Linked DNA regions of Homo sapiens: region 1 is linked to region 2. A link is an interaction called in ENCODE POLR2A ChIA-PET data of the cell type or tissue named here. Cell type or tissue: MCF 10A. All regions are shown on one strand. Each heading gives the region's core, and the rest is flanking DNA. Links, peaks and the distances in the headings are about the cores only.

What was found. Peaks named below come from ENCODE experiments on the same cell type or tissue, not always from the same donor. Only the 100,000 strongest peaks of a DNase experiment are listed, where the experiment ranks them.
Region 1: POLR2A ChIA-PET joins it to region 2 with 45 read pairs; 2 of 35 experiments call an interaction of 5 or more read pairs at or near these places.

Annotation. Positions count from the first base shown.
Region 1 is chr1:232,765,178-232,770,558 of GRCh38, forward strand. No RefSeq gene overlaps it. Among named protein-coding and RNA genes, the nearest start is that of LINC01744, 25 kb to the left of the region's middle. In MCF 10A, for the core only: no CTCF peak of the experiment used is centred there; DNase peaks (open chromatin) are centred at 564, 2,354 and 2,694.
Region 2 is chr1:232,701,689-232,707,069 of GRCh38, forward strand. No RefSeq gene overlaps it. Among named protein-coding and RNA genes, the nearest start is that of LINC01745, 14 kb to the right of the region's middle. In MCF 10A, for the core only: no CTCF peak of the experiment used is centred there; DNase peaks (open chromatin) are centred at 3,253, 3,763 and 4,643.

The sequences.
Region 1 (5,381 bases), core at 322-5,321, 63 kb after region 2:
GTGAATTCCTGAGTGCCGGAACACCTGTCGTAAAGCCTGCTGAGGCAGAAAATACCAAGTCCACAGTATTTCCCACTTCTCCAAGACTGGGGATATCAGTTTGCCTCAGATTTTATCCTGTGTGCAATTTGCACTGTGGGAGTTAAGTTGACCTTTGCAGAAGCAGCACCTACTCTTTTAGGTCACTTAATGAGCACCAATTAACGAATGACTTTACTTTGAACCTCTAGGAAATTAACTAATGGAAACAGGACATTGTGACCTCAGCCATTGTGCTTCATTTGCTACCCAAGTAACACGTTAACTTAAGGGCCCTATGAATACCCGGGAGAGCTGCCTTCTGTAGTCACAGGGAGCACTCTTCTAAATCTCAAGGTGAAATTGATCTTTCCATAAAAATGTTTCTGTTAACTAAAACGGAATGAGAAGGGTTTTCCCGAGAATGCAGTACCTCTTTTGGAAAACTATCAGGCTGTCAGGATGCCCTTAAGTACTCTTAAGTAACTCACTTACTGGCACCCTGAGGCCTGGAAGAGTTAACATCCCTTTTGCACTGAGCTAGAGCCACGTCTGTGACATTGGTAAAAGGAATTTTTTACTATCCCACTTCCTAGATGGGGAAACTACATTCTGAACATAGGAAATGGTGAAATTCACACCAAAAATTACGTTATAATAAAAACTAATCTAGGCGGGGCCCAATGGCTCACGCTTGTAATCCCAGTACTTTGGGAGACTGAGGCAGGAGGATCACTTGAGACCAGGAGTTTGAGACCAGCCTAGGCAATATAGCGAGATCCTATCTCTACAAAAAAAAAAAAAAAAAAAAAAAAAATGAATGGAAAAGGAATCTTGTTCTCATGAAGCACGGTTTTGGAAAACAAGAAGTGAGGACTGATGGGGTCAGAGGAGTGTCTAACGTGGAAGGGCGGGTATCGGCTCCAGCCATCCCCTTAAAATTCCTTTTTAAATTATCGTTTTCCCCCTCTCCCTTTCTCTTTGTAAGGTTTTATTCTGTCTTCTTGCCCATGACAAGTTCTTTTCTACTTACTGCTTAATGTGAAGTGGTCTGAAGATGAGTCTGTGTTGGAGTAGACGTGGAGAAAAACACTCCTTGTTTGGGAGGTTTAATCATTTACCCGATGTGCTACTGATATTTTAAAATGTCATGCTCTTCTGGTTACAGTTTCCAATCTGGGGCCTGCAATGCGGTGTGACCCAAATCAGCCGTCTCCAGTGTGGTGACACATCACCTCGACATGGGGCAGGAGGCAGGTGGCTATGTCTGGGCACCCAGCTGGGTGATTCCTCCAGACGTGCTCTCCCTGTCTTCCCCTCTGGCCCTCAGCAGGAAGCCAGGGTCTATTTGAGCTGTTGCTGCAGCAGCCATGTGCATACTTTGCCCAAGAGAAAAAAAAAAATCCTTGCTCTTAAACTTAGATAAATTATTCTAACAAGAGAACACAAAACAGCTTCTTGGCAGGTGAGGACCCTGTTTGCGTGAGATCATGTATTTTTCCTTTTGCTTTTCTCCAACAGTTTACTTAAAGGGCACCCACAAATAGAATGTCACAGTCCTGGGAAATTGTTTCACCAGTATTTCACTGAGTACTTGGGAACTGAGAAAGTACAAATGAATCAAACACAGTCCAGACCACAGCGTCAATAAGCAAATTATCTAAAAGAGGAGTTACAAATGCTAATTCTAAAGTCAGATAGAAAGTTCAGACAGAGAGATCCTGGAGTTCAAGAGAAGGAGCAGTGACTTGTAACTTGGAGAGTTCAAGAAGAGGTGGGAAGAGGTGGCCATTTTGAGGGTTCTGGAAGGCCAGTCCTATTTGTGTTTGTCAACTTGGGCAAGATGTCAGAGGGTCTGGGCAGAGGAGCAAGAAGAGAACAGAAAGGAAAGACCCAACATCTTATTGGGTCCAGAGGGTTTTCATTTCTTCTATCAGTAACACAGGTCCTAAATGGCAAAAAACAGTGACCACAGCTCATTTTCTGCAATATAGGCATCACTTTTGCTTTTTCCTGACACATGTAATGAAGTTTGAATCTATTTTTCCTTCCAAAAAGCTCTAAAAAGTTTTCATACGTGTATTGTAAGGAGATTTAGTGAAATTAGTTTTTTTGAGACGGCTTGTTGCTTTGCTCAGCTCCCTGTACTGTTGTAAAGTGCCAACGCATAACCAGGCAGCAATAACAGTTACCAAGAGCATTCCCTCCACAGCAATGTGGCCAGATGGCACTGAGTGATCAGGCACAGCCCGAGGGGCAAGAGGGGCAAGGTTTTGGCATCTGCTTCTTTGTAAAGGTAGATCTGCCGGGAGCACTTGGTGCCGGCCTACAGGAAGTAAGAACTCTGCACCACCAACCCCAGGCACACCTCTGAGTCATAAGTCTTGGAAGACTTCTGAAAGTCATAAGTCATTAGAATTATGCAACAGGCTTTGGGACAAATGAGACGTTGGAGAGAGCTATTCTAAAATCTGAAAGAAAAAAGCTAGTTTTAAGAAAAAAATCACAAATGATAGTTACATCTTTGAATATTGTATTTTTAGGAAAATGCATACCCCATTTGAGAAGGTTAGCGACCTTGGCCTAAAGCGTTGTTTATGTTAGACATGAGGAGTTGACTGAAATGTGCTCTCATAAGCATTTCTAGCACCATATTTACAACGTTGGCCCACAGCCAGAATAAGACGTGATCTTCCTATTGGACTGGGTTCATAGGAGCGTTTGTTCCTTAAATAACTCTAGTCTAGGCTGGGTGTGGTAGCTCACGCCTGTAATCTCAGCACTTTGGGAGGCCCAGGCAGACAGATCACCTGAGGCCAGGAGTTCGAGACCAGCCGGGCCAACATGGCTAAACCCCATCTCTACTGAAAATACAAAAATTAGCCGGGCAAAGTGGTGGGCATCTGTAATCCCAGTAGTCCCTGTAATCTCAGGAGGCTGAGGCAGGAGAATCACTTGAACCCGGGAGGCGGAGGTTGCAGTGAGCTGAGATCGCACCACTGCACTCCAGCCTGGGCGACAGAGGGAGACTCCGTTTCAAACAAACAAACAAACAAACAAACAAACACCCTCTAGTCTAGCAGAAGCCCATAATATGTTATTAGTTCTTCAACTCCATCAGTGCTTGGATCCACATATCTTCCAGGATCCTTCCCTCTTGAGTTTGATTCTGGCTGAACTTTCTCAACAAAAGAAGCCACGGAAAAAGAGGCAATGTTTCAATAACTGCCATTTGTTAAGCAAACTTTGTTCCCAGTTGTAATTATTCTGCTTCAAAATAGCATAACAGCACAGGGTGAGAAAGTCATCCACAAAATTGTTTTCTCCATCCTCCTGCTTGATGGACAATTGTACTCTCTCTAAAAAAAAAAAGAACTTATTTAAAATTGCATTTTGCTATTGCTCGAGCCAAGAATGTCTTCCTAACACTTAGCCTATTTTTTTGTGTGGTGGTCAATTCCATAATTCCTTTTCTACACTTAGATGTGAAGGGAGACTCACCACCAATATAATATATCTGTAAAGCTGAAGTGAGCAGCATCTGGAAGCCAGCACATCTATATCTGTTCCAGAGTCAGAGAATCTATCCCTCAGCTACCACCTCATGGTATACAGATGGTCACAAAGGGCAGAGGTCTCTACGTGATCTGAACTTTGTCAGCCCTTCCAGCCTCAGCTCCTACTGTAGCTTCTTATCCCCGCCATGCCCTGACAATGCCAGCCAGCACTCTTGAGGCTCTCAGAAGGCACAGGGTGTGTCCAGCTTCCATGCCTTTGCTTGTGCTCTTCTCTCCATTCACTGTGGGAGCACTTACATACTGCTGGACACACAAAGCATGCAGCTCAAGAGCATGTGAATGAATTTGCACAAATCCATTATTGGGTGTGGTATGCCAACTCTCACCAAATGTCAAGTAAATAATATATATTACAGGTTTCATTGTCAATAATATTTCTTGTGGAAATTATTACATATCTTAATATTTTCTACTGTAGATTAAGTATGGCAAAGACTTTCAACTTTTCTGCTAAGAATTAAATTTTAATTTCTTTAGTCACCTCTTGCCTCTCATCTGATCTATCTTTAAATAGATCCATCCAGGTTATGGTTCAATTCTTCTGACCAACACCTTTAGGAGACTATCCGATGCTTAACACTATAGTGTTAAGATACTTTATATTTTCTGAAACACAGATCAGGTTGAACAAGGATTTTGTATATCTTTTTTTGTACATAAGAGGCAGTCTAAATTATACTGTCTAGATGCTATTAGGATTTCTTGAACATTATAAGAATTTGGGGACCACAGTATAATATCGTAATTGGAAATAGGACTGGCCTGGAAATTCTGAGACATATGGTTTCCCTGCCATGTTTCTGAATCTTACTGCTATATTTTCTTTTGTTTTGTTTTGTTTTTAATCTCACCACCTACCACAGAAAGAGGATGTTTTTTCAATGTACATGGCTACATAAGACGTTTCAAAATCATACTTACAATGTTTCATTTAATAAATATCTAGAAACAAAGCAAGTTTTTTTAGTAGATTCCATACTACTCCAATTCTCTTCTTAGTGGATGAAAATAGTCTCAAGATTTAGGGATCCAGTTACCCAGACACACAGGGGATTTACTGAACCTAAATACCACCCAGGAGCTCTAATGGGAGCTCCCAGCCTCAGCACCCCATGCATCAATTGGCAGACTTCTTTTAGTGACTAAGGCACAACTACCTGCTGTTTTCAATTACTTCTTGCTTGACAAATGCAGTGGAGGTTACTCGCATAGTTTTTGTAAACTCCACAAAGTGCAGGAAGAAATTTTCAGAAGTCTTGCCACTGTGGGGAGACTTTCAAAGGCATCTGTCATGACTGTAGGGGAGGAAGCTTGGAGGATTTTTTGCGTTAATAAAGACATCTTACAAGGGGACTTGCATTTAGGGCCCCAGAGTTTCTTCAAAGTGGTTTCTATTTTTGACTTCTTGCTCATCTGTGTTAGAGCCAAGACGTACATCAGGGATCTCAGACAGCAAATTTATGTTTCCTAAACCTTCTGTACGCATCAAGAAATGTAGTTTAATGACTTGTTGGGAATGTTCGTATAGGTCATTTGTTGTTATTTGTTTGTTTGGCCCATTGCATCTTAAACAACACAATAAAACATTTGTATTGCCCTTTCCGAGAATGCACTGCCAGGTGGATAAAAAGTAAAAGAGACTGATTTAAATAACAAAGATACTGACACTCTCCTGTAGACTCTTTGTTAGACTTTAGCAACTTCTATGAGGGGATAATATGCTATTGATCTCCCATTAGCATGATTTTAAAAGGTCTTATTTATTTAACCATGTGCATTGAAAAA
Region 2 (5,381 bases), core at 316-5,315:
GTCTATTCAATGCAGAGGAGCCAGTGGACTTGGTGACACTCACAGGCTACCCCTTCAACCACTGGCTGATAGATGTGGTGAGAGCAATAATAGCTTTGATGGACAACCCGCACAGGACTGGGAAGGGCTGGGATTGAGAGAACTCACACCTGCCTGCACTCCCACACCTGCTCCCTCTCCACATCTGCCTGCGTTCCTCCTGAAATGTAGTTCCCCAGGTAACCACATACTCACTCCCTCACCTCACTCAGGTCTTTTTCTTTTCAAACATGCCTTCCCTAACCACTGATTTTAAATTTGATCCTCTATCTTCAACCTGCATCCCTGTTTCTATAATTCCTGCTCTTTTTTTCCTTAACATACATTTCATTCACATATTTGTTTGTTGCCCCTCTCCTCCTGCTAGAATGTCAGCTCCATGAGGGCAGGGCTTTTTGTCTGTTATGTTTACTACTGTAACCCCAGTGCCTAGAACAGGGCCTGTTGAATGAATGAATGATGATATGCATTGTCTAGCACAGAGCTGAGCCTTAAACAATCTACGTACTTAAATACTTCCATCCGGCCACGCGCTATGGCTCACACCTGTAATCCCAGCACTTTGGGAGGCCAAGGCAGGTGGATCACCTGACGTAGGGAGTTCGAGACTAGCCTGACCAACATGGAGAAACCCTGTCTCTACTAAAAATACAAAATTAGCCGGGCGTGGTGGTGCATACCTGTAATCCCAGCTACTCTGGAGGCTGAGGCAAGAGAATCGCTTGAACCCGGGAGGCGGAGGTCACAGTGAGCTGAGATCATGCCATTGCACCCAGCCTGGGCAACAGGAGTGAAACGCTGTCTCAAAACAAAAAAAAATTTCCATCCCTAATTTTTCCACTGAGCTGCAAACGTAGAGTAGATTCAACTGCCAATCTGACAACCTCACTTGGCTAAGAAGAATGACAAACTAACCTGGCTCCAGGGAAACTCTTACTGCCACTGACCTTCCTCCCCTAATAGCCCTGACTTGTTCTTCCTCATCTTATTTAAAGTTACCACCATCCATCCAGACACCTCGCCAAAAATCTAGGCATCATCCTTAATTTCTTTCCTTCCCATCCACTCACATCCAATCCATCAGCAAACCTGTTGGCTTTATCTCCAAGATGAATCCCTGCTGTGTCAACTTCTCCTTATCTCCAGAAACTATTCTAGTCCAAGCCAAGCCACCAGAATTTCCTACCTGGGTTATGCATACTCTATTAACTATTCTTTTTACACTCACTTCTTCCTATAATCCCCACCCTATAAAGCAGACAGGATGGTCTTTTAAAATGCAACGCAGACGATGTCACTTCCCTGTGGAAAATTCCTCCCAGAGTCACCACTGAATATAGACTAAGATTTAGGCTCCTTTTGTGGTTTCAGTGTCCCACATGACTGGCTCTGCCTGTCAGATAAGCTCATCTGCTACTGCACACTGGATCACCTACCTTTCTGAGTCCAACACTCCCCCACGTGTCCTCAGAGCAAGTCAAGCTCATTCCTGCTTAAGGACCTTGGCTCCTGCTCTTTCTGCTACCTGGACTGCTGCGCTTCCACATCTTCACAAGGTGGTCTTCATATCCACGCATCATATCTTCACAATGTACCTTCGCATTGCTTCATATCAAATGCGACCTCCCTGGCTAAATCCTGTCACCTCCACCCTGGTCACTCTTTATCAAATCATTGTATTCTGTATCTTTCTTTCTTAGTTTTTTTAGCATGTGTTACTATCAAAAATTACGAGGTAAATTTGTTTGCTTTGTTATTTTGTCTCCTCCTGCCCATTCCCACCCTAGGTAACATGTAAATTTCCTTCCATGTGAGAAAGAACCTTATCTGCGTAGTTTACAGTTTGTCACTGTGTCCCTAGTGCCTAGCACAGAGCCAGGCTTGTCAGAGGTGATCAATGAATATTTGTTGCGTAAATGGAGTCTTGTGGAGCTAAATGGAACTGCAGTGGTATTCCCATGTAACTGATGGAGGAATAGACACTTAGGGATTTCAGTCATTTGCCCAAAGGTATGCAGCCAGTAAATGGCAGAAGAAACTAGGGTTCATAGCTGGGAGCCAGTGCTACCTGGCAGAACGTCTTCTCTTGGTAAGGCTAACTTGTCAGGACCATCTGACTTTAAAGACCTGAGGTTTTCGCCAGGCGTGGTGGCTCATGCCTGTAACCTCAGCACTTTGGGAGGCCAAGGCAGGCGAATCACCTGAGGTCAGGAGTTTGAGACCAGCCTGACCAACATGGAGAAACTCCATCTCTACTAAAAATACAAAATTAGCTGGGCATGGTGACGCATGGCTGTAATCCTAGCTACTCAGGAGGCTGAGGCAGTAGAATCGCTTGAACCTGGGAGGCAGAGGTTGTGATGAGCCGAGGTCATACCATTGCACTCTAGCCTGGGCGACAGGAGCAAAACTCTGTCGCGCAAAAAAAAAAAAAAAAAAATAGATCTGAGGTTCAGACAGGTGCCCAATTACCTACCAGGCTGGAGCTTCAGAGAGCTAGTGATCAGTCAGGGAAACCTGACCTTGAGAGAGTGGGGGTACCAAGGTAAAGGCAGGACTAGCCAGAGGTCTCACTGAGTAATTCATAGTGAAGCCCACCATAGGGGCACCAGGTTGGATGAAAGGTAGAAATCAAGTAAATTTGGCCACCAGAGTGAGAAGGATTCCATGGTAGCACTTCCCACTGCTGAAAGCCTGGCGAACACTTCCTGTTGCCTTATCTGGCTTTATGGTAGTCGTTTTCCTCTCCCTATTTAGAAGACATCCCAGTCTTATCCTTCTGGGCCATTCATGCTTGGCTAAGTTTCCAGCCCTGTGTCCCCTAGTGACACCTGTGTCTTGGCATGACACAAAGAGCCAATATGTATTAAAACAGCTCTGTTAGTAACCTGTATGGTGTTTAAGGAGCCAAGTGAAATCAGAACTAATAGTATTATCTGTCTGCTTAGTGCATAAATGTAATGGCATAATCTCATACAAGGAGCAAACAGAGACAGACAGAAAAACATCAGTTTAAAGGAGTCTTGTTTGACCTGTATGTAGTGTGCAACAGCTTCCTGGGTGTTCATGTTGCTGGGTTCAAGTCTCCAAAATAGTCAGCAGGCAGAAAGTCTCCTCTGTTTGATAACAGTCCCAGATCTGTCAGTTCGGTTGCCAACCCTAATTTGTAAATTCTCTTCTGTAAAGATTGCACAATTGTGCTCATTTTCTGTTGACTGTGGGCTGGCTAATGGCTGCTAATGAGTCAGCTGCTAAGTGACTCAGCACTGCATCAATAAAACAGATCCCTTCGTCCCTGAATCTGCTGGATGAAAATGATGTCTTCCTTTGTCAATGTGTCCCTTTTGGCCCCTGCTGAGAACTCATGACCTGATGTATTGTGTAAAGCGTCCCATCCTTAAAGAGCCCACTCTATCAACTCAATGAAAACCAAGAGGAATATTCCAAGTTTTTGGTGTTTTTCTATTCTGGTTTTTGTTTTCCTCACTGCAGAATGTTCACACTTGCATTCTTTCTAGTAAACTAGAAAGTCTCATCTTTCTTCTCGTGTAAGGTGTGCTATTGTTGATGGCACTCTATGGGCTCTGGGTGACTGAAGGTGTGTTAGAATAGATGGGTAAGAGGAAGAGACAATGGCCAGCCTTTGGTGAATCAGGGTCTGGTTTATGCCCAGACGCACAGTTGGCACTAGCAGTAAGACAGAAAATCTGGAAAAACTGAACAATCAGCTAGCCTTGGGGTATCTTTCACAATGTAATGGGTACTCAGCAACATAAGTGTCCTAACTGGCCGCCTCTCAAAGAAAACTAATACTGCATACACAAATATAAATTGGCAACAGCTTAAACACAAGTGCTGTACGTATCACAAATAAGATGTTTCACATAATAAAAGGTATTCTCTAGAGAGGGCCCTTTTCAATAATGTCAAACATCATTTGAAGTGTTCACATATTTCTCAGGATCCATCGGGAACAGGAAATGGGAACAGAGGAAACAGGAGCAGAGGACTCAAAGGAGGCATCAAGTTCTACCTCCAGAATTAGAACAGAAAAGAGAAAGGAAAGCTGCAAACCCAGTCAATCCTGGCTGTGCATGCATCAGAACCACACCAGCCTTCCACGTCTGAGATCCCGAGACAAGCTGCCTCTGAACCAGTAAGAGCCTCTTGCTCCTTCCTTCTGAGGAGCTACCCGGTGCCTGAGTACTGACTACATACTCTCCAGAGGCAAGTGTGTCTTCAGACTTTCCACCTTCATAGGCACAGTCCAGACCTAGTCGTCTTATTACTTCTTTGTTATGGGGCACTTTGAAATATAGAACCACGCCTTTATGTTCTAGGACACTGGTCTCTCCCCATTCCCTCTATGTTAGAACAGCACTATTGGTGCTGTGACATAGGTCACCCCCTCTCATGGACTTACACACTCCCTTTTCCATTTCTTTCATTCCATTCAAGAAATTTTGAAACAAGTGATTTCTAATTAAAATATTCACCTACTTTAATAATTTCATAATAGTAACAAATGACTTGTTAAACATTCCAATGTGTTGCAATATGGATGTGGAGAACTGCTCTTCTGGAAAAAACAATGAAGCTCGGAGATGTTTGTGACTTGCAGAGCTGGTAAGGACACCCAGGCCTGCTGACCCCCATCCAAGTGGCTTGTTCCTGAGCCTCACAGATTGTACAGGATTCTCAGATTGTGCAAATGCGGAAGTGGTGGTGGACAAGAGCCAGTAGCCTGTACATTTTGGTACATTTTCAGCCTCTGAAAAGTCATTTTTCTGTCTTGTACTTCAGTGTCCTTTCTCTCAACTCCAGGCTGCCTTACTTCCTCCTGAATACCCTTGACCCGTCTCTGCGCTTGAATCTTTGTTCACCTCCCTCTCTGGGATGAAAGGCTCTCTTCAATCTTCATTGGCTTCAAGACCTTGCAGGAGCACTACCTGCTCTCCGAAGCCTTTTCCCACTTCATGTCTTCTAGCGATCTCTCCCATCTCTCCTGCAGCTGTACCATCTCCATCACTCATTCAGGGCTTTCAGAACGTCCCTGATGTTGTGAAATCGTCTTTAAAAATATTGTCGTGTCCTCTTGTTGGGATATACATTCCTTTTGAGGAGGTATTGTGCCTTGTACCATTAATTATTTTATTTTCTTTTATTAATTATTAATTTATTAATGCATTATTCCAATCTACCAAAGATTTGAGATATCGTATGAAAATGATATAATCTGAGAAGATAAAATTAGCAGTCAAGGTAGTTCATGTGAAAGGGAAAACAAGAAAAGGAGACATGTTTTCACATCCCTAGCACCCCACAGAGTATCTAATCCAGGA